2 separate regions of the Homo sapiens genome follow, and region 2 is linked to region 1. A link is a contact called in ENCODE Hi-C or POLR2A ChIA-PET data. All regions are on one chromosome and are shown on one strand. The core of a region is the stretch at or near the end of the contact, and the rest is flanking DNA. Distances in the headings are between cores, read along the strand shown. Region 1 overlaps TANC2 (tetratricopeptide repeat, ankyrin repeat and coiled-coil containing 2). Region 2 holds the start of DDX42 (DEAD-box helicase 42).

Region 1 (3,376 bases), core at 300-2,799:
AGAGAGCATGTGGCTGGGCACAGACAAGAGAAACTGAAGTCCTGGCTCCCGGGAGGCCGCTTCCCAGTCGGCTGCATGCAAAGGATTTCAGCATGTGGGCTGCCACCTCTGAACACCACACAGAAACTACATGAGAAATTAAGCCAGAGAACTACCTCGAATGTGGAAACCAAGCCTGAAAATGTGCAGTGAAAACATATGGGTCTCACTCCAACAAAACGTCTTTTAAACATTAGACTCCACGAACGGTCTCTTTGGTTTGATAGGGGATGTCTGCCCTTGCCGAGAGTCTCGGGACAGCTGCCTGTACAGGTTGTCCTGGTATGCCTGAGCCACAGGTAGAGTCCGAGCTACCTTCACGTCGGGATAGGAGGAGGCCTGGCTGACTCGCTCCAAGAGGTCTCCACGAGACCCGTTAGCCAGCATCCCATGGGGGCTGTAATAATCGTCCTCCAGCAAATGGCCATTCTGTGCATTGTTGGTTTTGTTATAAAAGGCAATGTTGCTGATGGATGATGGTGGACTGAAGGACTCAGGCTGAGGCAGGTTGCCTGGAGACGTGGGACTGAGGACGGTGTCCACAGATGACACTGCCCAGGTCCGATTCTGCTGGTGGAGGTGGGGGTACTGCTGAGTCCGTGCTGTTTTATCTATGATCCCCATGAATGGTGTGGTCCTGGATCGGGTGGGCTCACTGGGGTAACCTCCTTGAGTTGGAGACACTGGCGACAGCTCGTCACATGACCTCTCATATGCAGGTTTCAGTGGGATCTCCATTTGCTGGATGGAAGAAGATGGCCGGAAGGTCGGAGTTAGGTTGGAGGTGGAGGAGATACTATTGCTAGATGGAGAGAAGCGAAGGCCTACACTTTGGGAATGCAGCAACGGCCTGGGAGTTGGCGGGTGCGGTTTGATTTCGTTAGGGTTGACACTGATAGGTCTTCTGATTAAATGCGACACATCAGGGGAACCTAGTTGGCTGGAGGAGCGCTCCAGATCTAGTTTTGAGTGACAGACTGGGTAATAGGATGCTGACTGGCTGCGTCCGATCTGTGGTGTCTGGCTGTATCTCACGCCACCTCGGTATGCTGAGGAAGGTCGCTGTGGAAGATCCTCTTTGGTCAATCCTCCATGCTGACAGATGGCGCCTGCACTCAGGCTGGCTTGGACATGCTGCACCGGCCTTCCATCCCCTACGATTCCCCCAATTGACCCTTGATAAACCAACCGGCTCTGGCTGACTCCTATGTCTCCTTGTGAAGACTGGTATTTACTGGCCATTGAATGGGCTACTTGGCCATAGGCTCCTGTGGGGATGACGGTGCTTGAATGGACGGCTGGGCTGGGCTGGTTACTTCTCACAATCTGGGCCTTGGCAGGCTGTAGCCTGAGCCCTTGCTGGGGAACTGCCACAGGGAGCTGAGGCATCTGGTAGGGCCGCTGGGCCATTTTGGATAATGGAGATTTGGGTCTGCCAGGAAGCTGACTGACGCTTGTTTCCTGCTGATAGCGCACGGGTGAACCAGACTGGGATCTATAGACACTCATACTTTCAGCTGGAGGGCTGGCCCGATACTGAGGGCCTCTCCGGAGAGGGGAAGGGGGAGGGCTTGGGTATTCTTTGCCCTGTCCTCCCACAGGAGGGGGGCTGAAACGGTAAGATCCTCCCTGATGAGCCGGGGAAGTGTGTGGTGGGCTAGGCCTGTAATGTGAGTTCTGATGAGTTGGAGAAAGGGCAGGTGAGGTGGACTGATAGGTCTGTCTAGTGGGAGAGCCTACAGAACTACTGGACCGGAAGTCAAAAACCTGATGAGAGCCAAGAGGTGAGCTGGAGATGTAGGCTGAGTCCCGATGCGGGGGAGAGGAGGGTGGGCTCTGGATGACCGGGAGCCCCTGGCTGGGCCGGGCCTCTGTCTGGAGGCCAATGGAAACATTTTCAACATCCTGTTCCAGGTACTCCTCCTCGAATATATCCTGTACAGAGTATATGTCTTCATGCTGTGGCTCAGGTTCTGCTTCTTCCGGCAACTGCTGCTGAGGCTGCGGTGGCGGCGGTGGCTGCTGTGGCTGCTGCATCTGTCTACACTCTTCTTCCACTCTCAGCAGAAGTCTCTGGATCTCACGGTTGTTGGGACACAGCTTGATGGCCTCGTTCAGGTCCTCTAAGGCTGCTGCGAACTGTCTGCTTGACAAAATGTGAACACAGGAACTGGAGTTATTCTGAATCCAGAGAAATCACCAAGAGCTGAGAACATGGTCACTATCTCAGAGAGCTGTGGTGGCGTCTGTGGGAGTCTGGGGTATTTCGGTTTAGTTGGATTTATAGGGAAGGAAACAGGAAGACTCATTCTGGAAGAGTCCGAATGATTCCCTAACCCATTCGGCCTCCATCTTCCTTCTGGCCTCTCTGGGAATAGTGGAGAAATGCCCCATTTTGTCAGTCCAGCCAGGCCCTTCGGGAAGTTGTTTTGGTGCCCAAACACACACCAGGCAGTATGAGAGTTGGGTGGGGTTGTCATTTACAGGGTCACTGTCAAGTAGCTTAGGAACAAAAAAAACTACATATTTAAAAATCTTGCTGATCCAGCAGAAATTTTTCTTTATATTCTCAATATTTTAGCTCCAAATTTCAGGCCTGTTCTACTCTAGGCAAGAACCCTGTCCTCTGCCCTTTCTAACCCTCATCTCTCAGAATTGCTGTGTCTCCATTTGCTCTATCAAAGTGGGGCAGGCATTAGGCTTGCTGACTAGGTCACTCGGGGCTGGAGCTGAGCTGACTCCAAGGAGACTCTAATTTACAAATGAAGAAATGAACTGTCAGAGACATTCCCATCTTCTCTACTAATATCACCTGACAGGGGCAACTGACCTTGTGAAAAAGGAACTACCCAGAGGGAAGGAGAATTTCAGTCAGATTTCTGTGAGGACTTCGTTGCCCCAGCTAGGTAAGAGTGCGATCACTGCCACCACCATCACTAGCCTCAAGCTGGGTGTGATTTTCGGGACCATGTGCCCCTGGCCATAGCAGTGAACCTGAAGCAGTTCTTTCCCATGCAGCTGGGGAGGAGGAGGGCAGGAGGCATAAGAGACAGTGACAAGTTACACAAAGATCACTGATGGCAGGTTCTAGGTTATTCTGGGAGCTTTTCTGCCCAGTGGCCAAACTAAAGCAGATGGGCACAAGGAATGTGGAATGGTGTTCTCTTAGAGGGTCCTCTCCATCCTGGCAGCAAGGACCTCTTGACTCTGTGTGTGTGTGGTGGGTGATGGTTTAGGTGGAAGGGGGTCTGATGCCACCAGACTTGAGGAGAGCCCCAGAGGGAAGACTAACTAATCCGGGATTCCTCAAACGCCTATGGGAGAAGGAAGAGGAACC
Region 2 (3,155 bases), core at 585-3,084, 350 kb before region 1:
AACGTAATCACATTCTTCTAAACCAAATACAAGTAAATGCTAGGTTATGGTTATTTTAGAAGCATCCCTTCTCCTGTCAGCTTAAAGCAACTAAGAGCTGATTATATGACTATCAATGTAACAAAACAAATTTAAATAACTGCACTCCTCTCTTATATTAAATTGTTACAATATAAATCAGATATTATCATTCCTCTGATCGAAACCCTCAGATCCTTCCTAAGTAACAGCCTAAAAGGCTTTGGTTGTTCCGCTCACTCCCTTCCCCCAATTCTTCCCTGACCTTATCTCCTAATACTCCCTCAGCTCACAGTGCTCCAAACGCGTTGGTCTTCACACTCTTAACGGGCCAGCTTTGTCCTCCTCAAGGCTTTTATGTTTGTTATTCTCTAGCTTGGAACGTTCCTTTCCCCAGATAAACGTAGGCTCTCACTCCACCTTCTAGTCCGCTTAAATATCAGCTTGTCTGTATGGACTTCCCTGACCACTTTATTGCAAATTCCAACACCACCACCTCCCCAACCCCCTTTCCAGCTTTCTTTTCCCTAAGATACTGATCATCTTCTAACATTCAGTATAATATATGTATCTGTTTGCCTCTCCTCCCGCTACTAGAAAGTTAAGTTCCCCAAAGGCAGGGGTCTAACACCTATCCCTATCACCTAGAACGGCGCTAGAGAATAGGCACCAATAAAAATACCCCTTGAATGAACGAATTGCACATTAGGCTACACAATGCTTCTTCCAGGTACAGGAAGATATATTTTCTTTTCCCAGCTGTCAAAATATAAACATTAATTTTTGTACGAAACACTCATTGCTCACCTCTTATGTGCCAGAAATGAGCTTGGCTCTGCAAAGCGCCTTAAGACATAGTCCCTGCGCTTGAGGAAGTCCTGGGTGTGTATACGAGAGAGGACAGACATAGAAACATCATTGACAAAAAGAAAACACAGGGAAGCCACAAGAAATTGGATAACTGCCTATAGGAGTGGGGGCAAGAGGGAAATTCTCAGTGATGAGAATGTAATTCCCCAAAACTCTCGACAGCTTCTCCTGTTTTTGATGCATATGTTTGCAATTCCATGTAAATTATTTATTCACATCAGATACGCTCTCAAGTAGGCCGCAAAAAAGTTTGTGTGACTACAGTGATGCTAATAATCGACCTACTCAACGCTGCACAAAGATCATCGCCTATATCTTTTCACTCCTCTCATTTGGCAGCTTTTGCCTCTCAGGACCCCAAATTCGGAGGCCTGCATCTCCCAAGCGCTGCCTCCTTGGGTCAGAATTCTCCCCGCGCTATTCCTGCCCTGGAGCCGGGCACCCTGCAAATCCTTTTCCTAGGCGAGGGGGCGCCGCCTCCGGAAAGCCGCCAACTGGGCCTCGGTAAGACTTGTGAGGGAAGCGGGAGCTGTGGGAGGGCGACGCGGCTAGGAAGGAACCCTAGAGGCCTCAGCCCCCACTCCCACCCCTTCCCGGCACCCCGGCCGCCGGTGCCCCGAGGCTCTGCCGACTCTTTGTTAAGCGAGGCCGCGGTTCCTCCGCCCTCGCTAGGCCCAGCAGTTGCCTCCAGTGCCCCCAAGGACTGGCGGCCTTGCGTCCAGAAACCCCACGCACAAACCTGCTGCTATGGCTGCAGCGGCAGCTGCTACAACCGCGGGCGCGGAGCGAATCCCGGAGCCCAAAGTACGCGCTGTCCCGGCCCGGTCCCGCCGCGCTCCTTCCTCTCCGCCCCCTTCGCCGCCGCCGCCGCCACCACCACCACCGCCGCCGCCACCGCCACCACCGCCACCGCCTCACGGCCCGTTGCTGAAGGGGGGAGGGGAACAAAAACGCGACATGCGCAGTGAGGAACGCGCGGGCAGAAGGGCGGGGCCGGGGCTACGGCTCCCGGAAGGCGCCTGACCTTAAAGCTCCAGAACGCCTCACAGGCTCCTCAGATACTCTGACGGGAAACTGCAGTTGGGTGGACAGTGTTCATGACCCATCTAGAAAGTGGGTCTGCGAATGAAGAAAAAGTGGCGTCAAGGGGCTAGCCAAAAATCCCAAGAGAAAACGGGTTGGACAGAAACCATATTTACATGAACATGCCTATAGTTTAAACTGTTGCATATACTACTAGAGCGACACTCTTGCCTCTGGCCACGTGGTCCCACACAGCATGGCCACCTTTAGCTTCCGGAGCACCGGTTCCGTGTGACGTCAACTTGACGGAATCCTAGGTAGGAGGATTGGGATAGGCGAGGGCAGTTCCGGCCCAGGGGCGGGGATTATGTAATTTTCCCAAAAGCCCCACCTCGCCTCAGCCGGGCGGGAGAGAGGGAGGTCTCGCGCTTTCCCCGGGGTTGCGTCCCGCCCCGCAGGCTGCGCGCAGGCGCTGACGAGCCGCTCGCATTCTACGTAACGGACGGCGGAGGCTACGTGAAGAGAGGCGCGGCGTGACTGAGCTACGGTTCTGGCTGCGTCCTAGAGGCATCCGGGGCAGTAAAACCGCTGCGATCGCGGAGGCGGCGGCCAGGCCGAGAGGCAGGCCGGGCAGGGGTGTCGGACGCAGGGCGCTGGGCCGGGTTTCGGCTTCGGCCACAGGTAAGGAGCGGGCCAGGACGCGCTCGTCGGCGTGGCCGGGCCAGGCCGAGCGGTGACTCCGAGTTGCTTGGCCTGTAGCCCGGTCCGGTTGAGATAATTGTAATGGTTTGGGGGAACTTTCCCACGGAGCTGTGAGCAAATGATAGCCAAAAGGGCAGAGTTAGAGGAAATGTACAGTGTGTGCCGGAGGATGACATTAGGATGTATTGATTCTCTTGGGTGGGGAGAAACTAGGCAAAGGGGTTTAATAGAAGCAAAAACCTCTGTGGCCAGTCTCTTCTGGAGGTTTCTAAAATGAAACGTGTTTGTATCCAACACATATAAAGAGACAGAGGAAAGTCTGCATGATTTCCAGAATACTCGTTTTGGCCGTTGTCAGGAAGACCTAATCTAAAATGACAACAAGGAATGATGGCCTCACTCAGTCCTCTTTCCTCAAGTCTAGACTCAGTCGCTGAGGAACTATTGGATGAGCTTGCAGAAAATAATCAAACCAGACTTGTTAGCGCTTGTGTGAATTTTCCTTGGTCCTGTGTTGCTTGCTTCAGGAGTCATAGAGGCTG

What was found. Hi-C counts contacts between places; a loop is a spot of excess contacts on that map. ChIA-PET counts read pairs that join two places held with the same protein, here RNA polymerase II (POLR2A). Pooled maps may share reads with other maps.
Region 2: a map of heart left ventricle shows a loop between it and region 1 (4-fold over the local background). The contact joins the promoter of DDX42 here to the enhancer-like site in region 1. A Hi-C loop is called at or near these places in 4 of 168 maps with a recorded cell type or tissue (HepG2, PC-3, heart left ventricle and 1 more), 3 of 37 single-sample maps with no recorded cell type and 12 of 50 pooled maps. POLR2A ChIA-PET finds 5 or more read pairs at or near these places in 7 of 52 experiments (CD4-positive, alpha-beta T cell, HEK293T, HepG2 and 4 more).

Annotation. Positions count from the first base shown.
Region 1 is chr17:63,418,805-63,422,180 of GRCh38, reverse strand. TANC2 (tetratricopeptide repeat, ankyrin repeat and coiled-coil containing 2) reads right to left here. Exons shown (of 28, transcript NM_001394998.1): 28 at 1-2,182. The coding sequence ends at 226. Among named protein-coding and RNA genes, the nearest start is that of CYB561, 26 kb to the left of the region's middle. Within about 2 kb of position 1,549, at least 2 of the 41 ENCODE cell types and tissues checked have a DNase peak (open chromatin) inside an H3K27ac peak, as active enhancers do.
Region 2 is chr17:63,772,849-63,776,003 of GRCh38, reverse strand. DDX42 (DEAD-box helicase 42) reads right to left here and starts at 1,834. Exons shown (of 18, transcript NM_203499.3): 1 at 1,628-1,834. CCDC47 (coiled-coil domain containing 47) reads left to right here and starts at 2,407. Exons shown (of 13, transcript NM_020198.3): 1 at 2,407-2,592. RefSeq lists a silencer at 1,506-1,795 and enhancers at 1,926-2,235, 1,948-2,532.